Linked DNA regions of Mus musculus: region 2 is linked to region 1. A link is a loop called in an ENCODE intact Hi-C map of the cell type or tissue named here. Cell type or tissue: heart. All regions are shown on one strand.

What was found. Hi-C counts contacts between places; a loop is a spot of excess contacts. Peaks named below come from ENCODE experiments on the same cell type or tissue, not always from the same donor. Only the 100,000 strongest peaks of a DNase experiment are listed, where the experiment ranks them.
Region 2: a loop joins it to region 1, with 2.6 times the contacts of the local background. A loop is called at or near these places in 2 of 42 quality-filtered maps.

What each region holds. Positions count from the first base shown.
Region 1 is chr16:49,524,592-49,532,591 of GRCm38, forward strand. No RefSeq gene overlaps it. Among named protein-coding and RNA genes, the nearest start is that of Gm4802, 120 kb to the left of the region's middle. In heart, a CTCF peak has its summit at 4,656 (motif pointing right); no DNase peak of the experiment used is centred here; H3K27ac peaks cover 693 bases.
Region 2 is chr16:49,653,055-49,661,054 of GRCm38, forward strand. No RefSeq gene overlaps it. Among named protein-coding and RNA genes, the nearest start is that of Gm31494, 12 kb to the left of the region's middle. In heart, no CTCF peak of the experiment used is centred here; no DNase peak of the experiment used is centred here.

The DNA.
Region 1 (8,000 bases):
TCCAAAACATATTTAGGAAGAGGGATACAAATATTGGTTAACTGAAGGAGACTCATGAAATTTATTGAGAGCCTAGATAGATTCCGTAATGGTAAAGTGAGTGTTGTACAACCACAGAGACCTGGGTTTGAATCCACAGAACCTAAGCAAAAGTTAGGCAAGATTGTTTGCGCCTATAACCCCAGAACAGGAAGACAGAGACAGGTGGCTCCCAGGGGCCTCCTTGGTCAGCCATTCTAGCTGAAACTGTGGATTCATTGATAGAACCTGTTCAAAAGACTCAAAATACAAATGGGGCAGTGGGTAAAGGTACTTGTTACTTGTGCCTGGAGACCAGAGTTCTGCCCCTGGAATTCACATAAAAGTAGAAGGATATGCCTATGTCAGAGGAACAGAGAGAGACAGAGACAGAGAGAGAAGAGGAGGGAGATTTTTCATAAGGTAATACCCATTAAATGTACAAGAATATGCAAACAAAATTTTGGAAGCGAGACCCTCAGGCTCCAGTGTAGGGCTGATACAGAACAAAGACAGTTTGAAAAGGAGGACTGGGTGGAGAGTCACTCTGAGGACGTCTCCAGCACAAAGGGTTCTAAGAAAAGATTCCTATATTGGTTAGAGCATGTATGAATGACGTGGGTAATTCTGTATGCCCTGTGGCTTCAGAGAGACAGCCCCATTGCCAGTGCTGTGGCAGATCTCAAAGGCACCGCCGGTGGAATCTGTCAGGTAACTGCACTTGTCATAGCTAAATGGCAAGTTCTTTTCTGGAAGGGACACCGAGTCACAAAGGTGGGCAAAACAGTATGTCATACTTCAGATTAAGATGTGACCCCTTTGCCACCCTGAGTAAGAGACACATCATTAATATCTTCAGTCATGGTTCACTGTGATTATAAATGAATCCGGTATTGATACTAGAACTTATTATAAACACACAGAGTCATGAATCTTTCAGTTTCATAAGCAAGAGAGGTAGAGGGATAGGCAATAAAAGCAAAAAAAAAAAAATTAAAACACAGTCCTGCCTCAGTTCCTTAAATTAACTGGTTAACCCATGTATCTATCTATGATTCAGTAACTTTAAAACTTAACACTTAACTGTGTACCATAAGAATAAACTACAGGGAGGAATGGGCTTGTTGATGGTAGAAATAACTTGGCTAAATGTACAGAGGAAAGATGTGTAAATATGGGCCAGTGACACTGGTTGCTGAGGGAAGGTTTGTGGAGGGGCGTGGTAGAAGGGAAGTCAGAGAATCAAAGAGGAAGATACAAAGCAGAAATCTTTAACAGTATCTAAAATACACATCAAGTATAAAAGTTTGGTTACTGATTCAGTGCTACGGGGAGACACTGAGACTTTTAAGAAGAGCCTAATAGAAGGAAGTCTAGTTGAGTGTGTGATTAAAACAAGCATTGGGATTCGAGAACTTCCATTTCTGTTTCCTAGACTCCAGTGGCGAGAGGGTGCCACTTTCTATCTTAAAGGGGATATTGGGACCCTGTACCTCCATCCTCCCTACCTAGATGCAGTCTGGTGAGCAGTTTCCTCCTGAGTTCAATGTCACTGTGATGCACTAGCCTTGTTGCAGATGTAAAAGCAACCTGGCCTAACTTGGCTTAAGACCTAAAAGTCTTGAAACCGTGACAAGTAAATCAACAAACCAATCAGTCAGTCAATTAATCAATAGCACAGACCTTTCTTCTTTGAAGCTGACTATCTCCGATATTTTGGTACATGTTAACAGAAACCTTGTTACAGAAAAGAAGCCCAAAGAAACTGGGTCATTTCAGACTCTGTCCAGTAGCGTGATTTGGAAACATTTAGAACTGGCAAATTTGTAAAAGCAGAGTAAAGCAAGATTAGATGCTGTGAGCAGAAGAAGTTGAGGGCTCAGAGACCAGAATGCTCATAGAAATTCCAAAAATAAAGGTTTTGCTTCTAGGATTTCAGATAATATAAGGTCTCTTTTGGAAACGGATCAAGAGACCATCATTGCCATACTCTGGCAAGTAATTTGAATGTCTTACTGTGACAAGAATCCAGGTGCATTCTGTCCCTGACCTGCTCTGGGGGTGGGGGGTGAAGCTTTGTAGGTGACACATTGATCTGGCAGAGGAAATTTCGAGATGCTCAGTCAGTGACTGGAATACCATTGGCCACTTTAGCCAAATTTATCATGAGAAATGGGAGCAAAACATAGAGGAAATATCTAAGTAACACAGTTTAGCCCCAAAAATGAGTGGGTTCAAAGATGCTGATAAGGATATAGGAGTGCTGCTAGCATGCTAAGGCAATCGATGGTGTTAGAAAACCATGCACTTTGTACCAGGATAGCAAGAACGATTCCTCAAGGGCACCAGAGGAACTGACAAACTCTTGCTCATTATGGGGTCAAAGGCATGGCCATATAAACTTGCTTCAAGACTCTCCTTTGAAATATGAGTCTTTGGACCTCAGCTGGCACTGAAGTAGTGATGGAGTTCTTTCCTCGAATCATTTCCCCTGTGAGTATGGACACCAGATCACTCATCAGATCAAGTGACTGTAGCCATGGTCAAGTGGGCCCTAGTAAAGGTCCCACTTATGACCTTGGTGCCAACCCCCACATAATACTGCTTCACAATATGATAAATGTCACAGTTACGGGGGTCATGAAGACTTCAACTTAAATTTCAAAATCAGTTTAGAAAGACAACAGTGGAGTCAGAGAACTCAATGGAAGCCTCTGTTAGGATGATATGTACAGCAGTGAGAATCCTTGGAAAGAGAGACGGCAAGAATATGCACCTGTGATGTCCCCTAAAAGCAATGTATGCAAGATTTGGTAGTCTGCCTGCGACAGTATAGAAAGGTAGCTGAAACACTGTGGTCTGGAGCCTAGAAAATGGATGTTTGTCTGATCAAGATATTGGGGCTATCCTCTTCCTCTATATCTTCAAAATCTCTCCTCCCAAAAAGTGAGTTTATCACAGGCTCACCATTGTGGTGCTCTGCTTCATAACATGTCCCAAAGCAACACAGCTAAGTGATCATAGGCTGAAGTCTTCCAAGTTGGAAGCACAAATAGATCTTTCCTGCTTCTAGGTTGTTTATTTCAAGTATTTCCTCACAGCCATGGAAAGCTGACTTAGACGTAAGAGGCTACACACAGCATGCAGAGCCAACCTGAGATAGGTCACGTGGAATGAAGCCAGCAGCAAAGCCAGAGAAAGTTTTGTCCAAGCCCTTGGAAAGCCAGTATGCTATCATCTGCCCAAGATGCAGGACATGGAAACTTGAGGTTCATTTGTCCCATAGAGTTTCTGTCTGATTCTTCCTTTCTTGACCCAGAATTCTCTCCTTTGGATTGGGAATGTCTATCCCATGCCATGATCTTACAGGTATGTTCTTTGTTTTGATTTTTTAAGGCTCACACCCAGAAGTTTGTCTCAAGTATCAGAGTAGACTCTGAATTTGTACTGTTGAATACGGCCAATATTGATTAAGATTCTGAACATAGACTTAATTTGCTTTGTGCTGAGAAAAACAGTAAGCTACTGGACCAGAGCAGAATGTTATAGTTTAAATCATGAATGTTCCCCAAAGTGCTATACCTTAAAGACCTAGTTCTTAGCATACACCATTATTGATGGGTGATAGAAATGTTACAAACTGGACCTTATAGAAGAATGGTACTGGGGACATGCCAATGAAGGGACATTGGGACCCTGGTTCTCCTTGCCTTCCTTTATCTCAAGCTCTGCTGGTCCTTTGCTTATGCACACATGCCCATGTTATTTTTAATGGATATTTTCTTTATTTACATTTCAAATGTTATACCTTTTCCAGGTTCCCACCACCCAAAACCCCCTATCACAGCCCCCCTGCTTCTATGAAGGTGTTCCTCCACCCACCTACCCACTCCCACCTCCCTGCCCTGGCATTCATCTACACTGGGGCATGGAGCCTTCACAGGACCAAGGGCCTCTCCTCCCATTGATACCCAACAAGGCCATCCTCTGCTACATATGCAACTGGAGCCATGGGTCCCTCCATGTGTACTTTTGGTTGGTGGTTTAGTCCCTGGGAGTCTGGGGTCAGGGGAAGAAAGTGGTCTGGTTGGTTGATATTGTTGTTCCTCCTATGGGGTTGCAAACCCCTTCAGCGTCTTCAGTCCTTTCTCTAACTCATCCATTGGGGACCCTGTGCTCAGTCCAATGGTTGACTGAGTATCTGCTTCTATATTTGTCAGGCTCTGGCAGAGCTTCTCAGGTTATATCAGGCTCCTGTCAACAAGCACCTCTTGGCATCCTCAATAGCTTCTGGGTTTGGTGACTGTACATGGGATGGATCCCCAGGTGAGGCAGTCTCTGGATGGCCTTTCCTTCAGTCTCTGCTCCTCACTTTTGTCTCCGTGTTTCCTCCTGTGAGTACTTTCCCCTTTTCTAAGAAGGACCAAAGCATCCACACTTTGGTCTTCCTCTTTCTTGTGCTTCATGTGATCTGTGAATTTTGTCTCATGATAAGACAATTCTTTTATCTATCACATGGCTACTACATGGTATTCTGCTGCAGTTCTGGACTAAAGGGAACTGCAGATGAGTCAGTTTTGCTGTCTCTAAAACTCTGAAAGGATTGCCTCAAGTATTTTGATCCAGTGACATAAGTTTACCAGCAGATGGAGCCAGTACTGAAATGTGAACATCAGGTGGCAGATGTGACATCAGTTCTTCAAGCTGCAGTAGGTTCAAATGTTTTCTTCATTTGGGAAGTTAAAGAGCTTCACATTGGAATGGCTGAAATGACAGCGGAGGGTGGGGGCATGAACGGCCCTATTTACCTGCTTACCTTTTCTCCTTTCTCAAAATAACATGAGCTCCACAGAGTACAGCTGGGAAAAACTGGCCCACTAAATAGATCACCTTCCTCCAGCTCTAGTCTGGACCACTATTAAGGCAGTGAGAACAGATGCACCAAGGTCCACAGAACTTAAAGAATTGTCCTCTGCCTGCTGGTATTTATATCAGAGTTCCAGGAAATTTGCATTTTCTGTAACTCCATTACCTGAAGCTGAGAGTCAGTTGGAAAGTTCAAGTGGTAGGTGTTGGAAAGATGTTTGGTTTCCTGTTTTGCACATGTGGATGTTGTAATGACTTGCTAATGGATTTTTCTCCTACTGAGAAAATTTTGGCTAGGACAGTTTGGCTGAGATGGAAGGACAGAAGACCAAATTGAACCCTAAGGTTTTTGACTTCCAGCTGGTGGGTTGGTGCTGTGGACCAAGAGAAATGTCCCTGTTGTTACTCGAAATGAGAATTAATAATTACTCAAAATATGGAGCAGGTAGAGTTAAGTTTTATAAATCACAACTTTGAGAGGATGTGTAAAATGTTTCCTACCCTCATTTCCTCTCACAAAGCTATGCCCAGGATAGAACATAGGATCCTTCAAACGACCTTCACATGCTGATCTCTGCATTCCAAGCAGAGGCAGGCAAGGAGCGTCTGAGCTGAATTTAGACTCCAGTGGATGAAGTTCAGCTGAGAACACAAAGTCACAGCAGCAACTGGAGGGAGCAGAGACTTCCAGAGGCAGTTGCCTTGTCATAGATTTCCCGGCTGTTGATATTGGCTGGTCCCCTGTGCTAAGGGAGCAGCTTGGCAGAAGGGACAAGGTTGGCGTCATGTCTGCCCATTCTCTGGTTTTGCTCAAAACTGGATTATGGCTAATGATTAAAAGACAGACAGAGATGGGGAGGGAGAAAGAGAGAGAGGGAGAGAAAAAGAGAGAGACAGACAGACAGAGACAAGGACAGGGAGACAGCGACAGAGAGACAGGGGTCAGCTTTCCCCTACAGGAAGTCAGAGCGTTCTCCCTTGACCTTGAAGCTGCAACCAAACATGTCCTCTACAAGACATTAGCTGAGCAAAAGGAAGGTTGGCACATTTTGGATATAATTGTCACACTGGGGCATCCTTGTAATCAAATCTTAAATAAATATACAGTTCACATAGCTTTTTCCAGATTAACTAGAATACCTCTATTGACAAAACTACCAGCACTGAAATATAAATGCTCGTCTTGGGTTGCTAACCCACAGCCTCATAGGTTCATTGACTATCACTAATAGTCACTGTGCACAGGTATATGCGTGTTTATGTCTGATAATATTATCTACTAAGAGGTTTTGAATTGATTAAATAACTTGGGCTAAAACGTCACTGAATCTAATGAATACCTATTGATTCATATCACTTTTTAAGTCCGTGCCCCCTGCCCAGGAGAAGAATGAGACATTGAACTAATGGTGAAGCAAGCAGCGGTGGCTGTCCCACAACATGGCAAACCTGTACACACCGTACTATGACTTACAGTTGGTGGAAACTATCAACCACGTTCTGAGATTCCAGGGATTAACAGCTGTCAAAATGGATCTTGTGTGTCTGTCACAAATGTTGGGAGCATAACCAAACTTGATTTCCCACTCAGTACTCAAAAGTCTTGATTATTCCTTTCATACTTTCAACTAGTTCATGTCAGAGGCAACAACAAAAAAATCTATATAATGATTGTGGGGTTTTTATTTCAGTATTATTTTTGTATTTATAAGACACACAAGTCAATCAATACCTTTACAAGCATTAGGTGCAGTAACATGAGCTGAATGAAGTCAAGGAAAGGGCAGAGATGGCAGAATCTCAAGTCAATAAACCCAAAGCTAAAGCAAAAAAAAAAAAAAAAAAAAAAGGTTAGAAAAATGAGATAGATATTCAGGAGCTCTAACTTTTGAAATGTGTTGGCCTAGGGCTCAAACATCCTATGGACCAATGTAGCAGATTTTTTTCTTCTCTTTCTTTTTAAAAAGAATTACAAGAGATGAATCTAGGTTGTTTAAAAAAATAAAACAAAACAAAAACAACAACAAAAAAACCTTCCCTGTTAGTGATGAAGGGGTAATTTGAGAAGAACGCATTATTTATTTATTTATTTATTTATTTATTTTGTAATTGCTTGATTCAGGGTTAACTAGACCCAAGTTTGGACCCTTATGTGTGTAGATAGACTCCTGTTCACAAATCCATGCAGCAAAGATGATTTGGAAAGCTCAAGTGAATGGGCTGGGAATCCCAAATGAATACTTTCCATGGTACCCTAGAACATAGCGTTGTCCTGTATCTATGTAGACCTACAAGGGAAGATGCTTAACATGGAGGTAATGACACACAGCAAGGAGGACAAGGACTGGGTTATAGGTCTCTTCTTTTTATCCCAAATACTCCCCCAAGCACAGACAATGGATCTTGCTACAGTTCCGTGCTTCATTAACTGGCTGTTCCAATGCAGTAGCAGAAGGGAGTGCCCTCATTTTCTGGTCAAAGTGAAGGAAGGACACAGAACTCTGAACTGAATGTTGGATAGGGGATGAGGCAGGGGGAGTAGGGCCTCAGCTTCTTTACTGAGGTCCTCCCCTGGAGCATCGTTCGTAAATGCGATTGAGCTTTAGGAAAACAAGTTAAAAGAGATTAGCAAAATGAGATATTAGCTACCCTTCATTAAATGGCTGTAAAGCAGCTAGGACAGTCCCCTGGGCAGATGACAGTCTCCTTTCATTTTCAAAGGTTGGTGTGTACCTAGATTGTTTGTTTATGATAAATGAATTACTAATACTCCTACAAGGTACACTGATAGGATTGCCAATCATAAATATCGACCTTTTCGAAGGAGGCTAAAACTTGGCTACGTGGAAGACACTGAGATCTAAGTCTGAGAAGGCTGAGTCATTGGTTGCTCCATAGAGATCCCACTGCTACCTGGACAGCTGTCTCAATCATAAGGCCCAGTTGGAGGGCTCTAGGGGAGTGGCTTGACTGGTGGCTCAGCTGGAGAAGTATCACCCCACTGATTCGGGGTGGACTGTGCAGAGCCTGTCCAGCAAGGCCATAGAAAGGATTTGCTTAGGGAGGGGCAGTACTCCAATGGTCCTCAGCTGTGGGAGGTCACGGGGCCTTCAAAC
Region 2 (8,000 bases), 130 kb after region 1:
ACATCTTTCCAGACACACATCTTGCTTGCCTCCCCTGAGGACTTCTGCGGAAAGTTCTCTCCTCCAGCTGCCTGAAGCCGCAGGAAAAATCCATTCCCAGACATTTCAGTGGTACCAGGTGTCCCTCGGGGAGCCTTACATAGCAATCCATAGGGTGCAGATCCAATATTTACACTTAGAATTTGCTGAAGGTCAGTCCCCTGGTTGGCAGAGTTTAATGTCAGTATGGGTGTTACCTATCAGCGCACAAGTTACCAATGGATTAAAAAGGTAAATTGGTATCCTCTTTGGAGCAGAATCTGAAGCAGGATCAAAAGGTCCTTAAGACAGCAGTGCTTGCTGGAGTCTGCAGCTGCAGGGCTCTGGAGATTCCTGAGAATACCCCCTGCAGGTCACTCTGAGCCTAGCCCATCTTCTGCTGACACTGTAGAAGCAGCCTCATTTAAAAGTCAGACATAGCTCTGACAGGGACAGTCAGACTCTCACTGTAAAAATACGTTGGGGACAGAAGAGAATGAAGAAAAGGATCCCAGGCCTAGAGGAGAGCTTGCTGCCTGCTTTTCCCCGCAGCCTTGGGTCATCAGAGATAACTGCAGGAGTACTCCACCCGTGATTGTGAGACCACCAGAGTACAGACAGTGATGGATTGCCAAGTGATGGGCCGCTGGAGAGTTGAAGGCAACATCAAAGTAGTATCGAGGATGCTGAGGTCCTCTGAGAGCAAAGAGAACCTCCTGGGCAGAGACAGAGCCTGAACCTGACCAGTGGAGATACTGAGCAATGAGTGCATTGAAATTGCCAAGATTCGGGCACGTGGATGAGCATTAGAGGCAGTGATGCACAGGAAAGGTGGGCAGCAACCTGTAGGGATGGATTCAAGTTTTCTAACATGCAGTTCCCAGGACAACCAACCCCTGTGGCTCTTCAATACTCATTCATGCTGTTTGGACTTGCTCTTGCTGAAAGCCTGTGTTACATGTGCTGTTAAGAGTTTCCGTGGTGCTTGCACATACTGCATTGGGAGGAAGGGAACTGTGTCTCCTCGTCTCATTTTCCTCTGGGCACTAGCAGCTGTACAGCTGCTTGTCAGTCAGGCCTTCCTCCCTTTTTTTCAAAATAAACTAAAATATAACAGTTTAAAAATCATATAGGTATTATCCCATGTACTTTTTATTCAGTTTCTCAGGCAAGCAACCTTTCTCCAAACTGTAGTGGAGTATCCTAACATTCTATTCATTTCCTTTGCTATAGCAAAGGACCATGGGCTGACTGACAGGAACAAAATGTCTCATGATTCTAAATACTAGACATTCAAACACAAGATGTCAGAGGGGTTATTTCTTCAGGGACATTCTTCTTGGGCTTGCAGGTGACTGTTTTATCATGTTCCTCATAGCATTGTTCAGTGCCTGCCATTCAAAATCGCTCTTCTTCCAAGGAATCCATTCGTATTAGACTATGGTCCACCCCAAAGACCATTTTTTTGTTTATTTAAATATCTCATTAACGATATATATGGTCCCATTCTGAGATACAGGGATTTGGATGGGGATATATGGTTTTTCCCGGAACAACTAGGTTACTGCTGGTAATACAGCAAAGACAGGCCTTTCCATCACCATAGAGACACTCAAGTTGACCTTGGGTAGCTTCACTTCCTTCTTCCCCTCAATCCATTTAAACCTTGGCAATCATTCATCTGTTCCTGGTGATTTTATCATTTCCATGCCATCTTTTAAATAGTATCCTGGTACGTAAGGTTTTGAGAAAGGGTTTTTACTTAACTCAGTAAAACTGTCAGGAGACGCACCTATGTCCTGTTTTTCCTATGGCTGGGTGGTGCTCCGTGATACACTTCTCTTTAGTCGTCTACCCACTGAAGGACATTGGATTAACTTCAGAGTATGGAAATATGAGTCTTGATGCCATAAATATCTGTGCCCGGGTTTCTGAGTGAATATAATTTTTTCTATTTCCCTCTGGGAAAAATGCCCAGGTGTACAATTGATATTTAGTGTTTTAAAGAACAGGCCAAACTGTTTTCCCAGAACTCTCTACTATTTACACTCTCAGCAACAATATGCAAAATCAACCAATAACTGGAGCAATCCAACTTTTAAAGTCCTCACCAGGATTTGATATTGTCGTTATTTTTTATCTTAGCCATTCTGTTAAGTGTGTAGTGGTATCTTGTTGTGGTTGTAATTTGCATTTCCCTAATGTCTAATAATGTTGAACATCTTTTCATGTGCGTATTCACCATCTGTATATGCTTTTGGGTGAAATGTCTCTGCATGTCTTTGCCCATTTCCTAATTGGATTGTCTTCATACTGTTGGGAATTGAAGGTTCTTTATATATTCCAGATTTCATCCTTTGGCAGATATGAGAGTTTGCAAATATTTTGTCTCATTCTATAGTTTGTGTTTATATTCTTTTAACAGAGAGTTTTGCAGAGCAAAACCAGTTAATTTAAGAGACTCTGGCGGTTATTTTTACATTGTATTTCAGCTGCCTTTTTCTGACACCACTCCAGCAGGGGAAGAACAAGAAGGCATTTGATTACTGCATGCTACAGGCAGACATCCAGACATCCCAGCGTAGTCTCCATCAATGCCCTGGGGAGCTCTGGAGGGCATAGAGTTCTTGTTACAACCTGGGATGGGGTATAAAAGGCCAGAATCTCCATTCAGCCTCCTGTGACACCAGCCTTGATAGTGGGTCCATCCTTGTAGCTGCCAGGAGGGAGAAATTGAAGCTCTCCGGGTTAACATCAAAGGTGCCACAGGCCACCTCAATAGCATCCCATCTTTATCAGCATTTTTTTCTCTCTTATGTCCTGTTCCATAGCAAGGAACAGCTGGGGATCATGGAGGCAAGCAGAACATGAGTAAAAAGAATTGCCCAAAGAATCCAGGACTATGTTGCATGAGAATTCTAGCCACTATGGGACAACTAAGGACCCCATTTTGAAGTTATAACCCAGACTCTCCTTTATAACCGAATAGGAATACATAGCCAATACGTTGTACAGCTATAAAGCCATATGTCTTTAGGTTGAACTACTGAGTGAGAGCTGCACATAAGCAATAGAAGCTAATATTCTAGAAGAACATATCCTCTATCCTATTACCCTCCCACACTACCATGTGCAGGTGTATCAGGTGCCCTTCAACATTCTTATTTCCCTATTTCTTTCTAGAGCCCAAGCTACCCGGAGTGGGAAGTAGATTTCTTTGGTTTCCAGAGGATGTGACGATTGTCTCAGTCACATGGAACTTATTTTCCTCTCTTCATCATTTCGTGAAAAACATTTGTTTTAATTAGACCTCTATAATGGTAGAGTACATGTGATGTGCTTTGAAAAATAATCATTTGTTATTAAATGGTTTTTAAAAGTTCAGAGTCTCAGAACTAGGAAATTGCAAGGCATATGATCATAACCCTGAGATTATTGGTCAATTCAGTTTCTGGATTCTAACAAGTCCAAGAAAATCTCAGAGGAAGATTCTGGCATGCATTGGAGGTGCTGGGTGGGCATCTGATTACTACACTGGTCATCAAATTTCAATATCTAATTTTCATAAATAATAAAAACATATATGTGGCCATTTCTTATTTAAGTTAGAAATTTACCATAGTCTCTTTCGCTACTTTGAAAGTTGAGATTCTATAAGAATGTTGTGGTTTGTATAGAGCTCAGACATCAATGGTCTCTATTTCTGCATATTGAAGAGGGAATTTTAGTGTTCAGAAATGCAATCTTACTGACATTCACTGAAAATGGCTGACCTTAGCATGTGGTGAGTGCTTGCAGGAAATTCCAGGTTCTTGTGTCTGGCATAAAGAATTCAGTAGCAAATTAGACAGCGGTAAGCAAAGTAAGAGAACAGACATAGAAAGGATATTCTTTCAAGGGAGCAGGCAGGCCCCAGGAGAGAGAAAGTTTAATATCTCAATTGTTCATTCCTTAGTGAATGGAGTTGTGTGTCTATGTCCCAAAAGTCTAAACTCTTGCCTCATTGCATAGCATTGACTTTTTAGTTCATGTTTTGTTACATACAAGTCTACACTTTATATGTCCCATTATCAGCTTGAAGCTCCACCCAAAAATATTTTAGTTAGCATTTATTTTAGTATTAGTATTCTAATGAGTCTTGGATTACTCTCAGACACTTAGAAGTGCCTCTGAGTCTACACCTGCCATACCTTTGCCAGGGGTGCCAGCCAGGTTTAGTTGACCGTTGGCAGGAATGTTCCAGCCTACCTCTTTGCCAAGGTGTAAGGCTATGCAAAAGGCCTTTACACTTTACCGCTCTACCTTATTCTCATGCTACACTGCCACCTGCAGATGAGTTTGATGACCTTTGACATTATTGCTTCCCTATTCCTCTCAAGAGATCAGGCTCTCTAGCTCCTCCATTGGGGGCCGTGTGACCCATCCAATAGCTGACTGTGATCATCCACTTCTGTGTTTGCTAGGCCCCGGCATAGTCTCACAAGAGAGAGCTATATCTGGGTCCTTTCAGCAAAATCTTGCTAGTGTATGCAATGAAATTACCCAAGGAGCTAAAGGGAACTGCAACCCTATACGTGGAACAACAATATGAACTAACCAGTACCCGGGAACTCTGCATATGTATCAAAAGATGGCCTAGTTGGCCATCACTGCAAAGAGAGGCCCATTGGACTTGCAAACTTTATATGCCCCAGTACAGGGGAACACCAGGGCCAAAAAGGGGGAGTGGGTGGGTAGGGGATTGGGGGTGTGGGTATGGGGGACCTTTGGGATAGCATTGAAAATGTAAACAAGGAAAATACCTAATAATAAAAAAAAAAGGAAAAAAAAAGAGAAACAGAAAAAAAAAAAGAGATCAGGCTCACCACCAATTGAGAGTCTGTTTCTTTGGTTACTAAAGGATGTAAACAATGTCTCAATCACAGGGAAGTCAGATACTTCTCTTTAACTTGTTTAGCAGGCCCCTTCCAGGAAAGGGGTCCTATTTAGTCACCATTATCACCGTAGCACCCTGGCTCATTGGCAGTCATTGAATAGCATGGATTGAATGATATTAACGAGAAAGGGATTTTAGAAAATAAAGAACAAAAGTGGTTCACAGGAGCATCACATCCGGTTTGGCTGACATGTAAGGGCTGGGGTTGAAGTTAGTGTGTAGGGGAAACTCCTCAGAGTCAGCAGATACAGCCAAGGCAGCTGCTGAGGCAAAGGTCTTCTGATGGGAATGTGTGGAAAGTTTTTAGTCTTTCAGCACCTTTCACTGGAACAGGATAAACGTGAGCCTTAGAAATGCACGTGCCTACTTTCTAGTGGACCAAATCCTTCCATAAGAACCTTCCATGCAGCCTAACATTAGTACTTTAGGTAACAGGGGAAAGAAAAATAAAAGAAACACTAAGGTAGTAGCAGAATGCAATATGAGTGAACCAGAAAGGGATGAAACATAACTAGAGCAAGCAGCAAGTCGGCTCCAAGAAGACAGTGAGAAAAATCATACACCCTTATACGACTTGATATCAATTTTTTTTTGTTGTGGGTCGATGGGTTGTGTATTTGTTCGTGATATTTTTCATCCACAAAGGGCTTTTCCAAGTTGGGATAAGATAGAGTTTTAATTAGTTCTGTTAAAGTACCCATTTCTCAATCTTAATTGAGTACCCATACACAATCTTAATTTTTAGTAGGAAACTCTTGGAAAATTGTGGCATTATAATAGTTACCAACATTTATATTTGTACTAATATGTTGATTAAATGCCCTAAACAATTTGTTTCAATTAAACATAAGAAAGCGAATAGAAACATAAAAATCACTCATGAACCATCAATAAACTGGTACAAAATTAGAGAATATAAAACTTCCAAATCATTTAAAATAAAGAATACAGGACAGTAAGAATGGTACCACAATTGATTTAACAGTCTCTGCTGGTCTGTGAGGATTCCTGGGTTTCTTTTATGTGCTTTCCTCTGAGTAAAGGAGCTTACTAAGCCCTATGCACAGTGCAGTTGGAGAATCCAACAGGAAATATTGATACCTTTAAGATACAAAGAGAAAGAGCACCAAGGGAGAAAAAAAAGATAAAATCAAGAAAACATACATCCTCAAACTTAGTTGTAGGGAGCAAGTGTACCATGTACCAAAGTGTGCCTCTGAGCATAGCCATATGAAGGACACCAGTCTCTCATCCCAATAGGAGTAGCAAGGGTTTCCCTTGGTACAAATGTCAACAGCATGTACAGGAAGTACTGACAGCAGCTTCTTCCACCGCAAGTGACTGTAGCTAAAACTGCTTCCCTACAGAGATGTCATACCAAGATTAGTTAACAAGCCTCTTCCTTTGACTTCGTATAATAAAGCCAGGACATTTCTCCCAAGCTGCTGCAGCTCCACCAGCTCAGGCCACCTGATCCCAGATTTTTTGTATGTGTATCTGTTGAGTTCAGTCTCAAAGCTGTGCAGGTAGCAGCACTTAACGGTAAATAAAGCAAAATGGAAATTCATTTGTCCCTGAGAACACATAACTACACAGTTGCCTCTTGGTTTGATAGAGAAATGCAGGTCATCTGTGTTGTTGAAGAAAATTCCAAGTACAGACTTTAATGTCCTGGATAAGTCGTACCTCTTGATACTGACAAAACAAGCATCAATTCTCTCAGAAGAACTGACATCTAGCTTCAAGTCTAAAAATTATAAAAGTAAACTTCCAGTGACGTTGAACATACACACAAACACACATCGAGATACAAATAAAAAAAAAAAACTGATAGTGAAAACATGCTATGAACTAAAACCAGGCATTACAATTATCAGTCTGAATGAAAGGCAACAGAGATTCTGAAAAGCAAGCTGGCCATCTATTGTACAGATAGAACTAGAACCAACAGATTTAACATGCAATCATAAGGAATGTGCGTGAAATAAGAATCCAGTGTGTCAAATTCAGAATAAGAACTTGGAAAGGCTTATTCATCTTATTTTCATTCTGTGTATTCTTGAAGTACATTTTGAAGAGACTTCCAATGCATACCCAGGAAGATGGATGTACACATGTAAAATAGATGATATGGCTAATAGAATGAACCCCCCGAATATGTCCAACTCAGGTTCTCTGGAGGAAGAGAGAGAAAGAAGATAGTGGGTAACAGAAACATGTGCTGATGGAACATGTAACGTGGAAGATGGAAGATGAAGGTGTGTTATCACTAGAGGGAGGAAAAGAGTAATCTATATCTAGAGATATTCTAAAGAAAGGGGAAGTGGGTACTGCAAGAAAGCTGGGGTGTCTTTAAGAACAAAACCTGAGCAGGGCAGTGAGCTATTGGATGGGACACAGGGCCCCCAATGGAGGATCTAGAGAAAGTACCCAAAGGAGCTAAAGGGATCTGCAACCCTATATGTGGAACAACAATATGAACTAACCAGTACCCCCCGGAGCTCGTGTCTCTAGCTGCATATATATCAGAAGATGGCCTAGTCGGCCATCAGTGGAAAGAGAGGCCCATTGGTCTTGCAAACTTTATATGCCTCAGTACAGGGGAACGCCAGGGCCAAGAAGTGGGAGTGGGTGGGTAGGGGAGTGGGGGGGGGGCCCACGGGGGACTTTTGGGATAGCATTGGAAATGTAAATGAAGAAAATCCCTAAAAAAAAAAAAAAAAAAAAAAAAAAGAACAGAACCTGTCTCTGCTTTTGAGTATTCTTTAACTCGGAATTAGGTTGCTGGACTTGATGTAGTTCAATGGCCCCAGGTTGGTCATGATGTCTTATCACAGCAATATAAAGGGAGACTAAGACAGGAGAGGGCTGCTGGTTAGTCCAGTTGGCACAGCCATTGAGGTTTCCAGGGGCCTCCTCTTAGTCTTAGTTACCTACTCAGACATTGCTTCCAGGCCAAAGAGATAACAAAGAACCAGCAACCAGAACTCTCCTCTAGCACTCCTGTTGTCCACAAAGGATATTCTAAGAACTGCCACACTGGGGT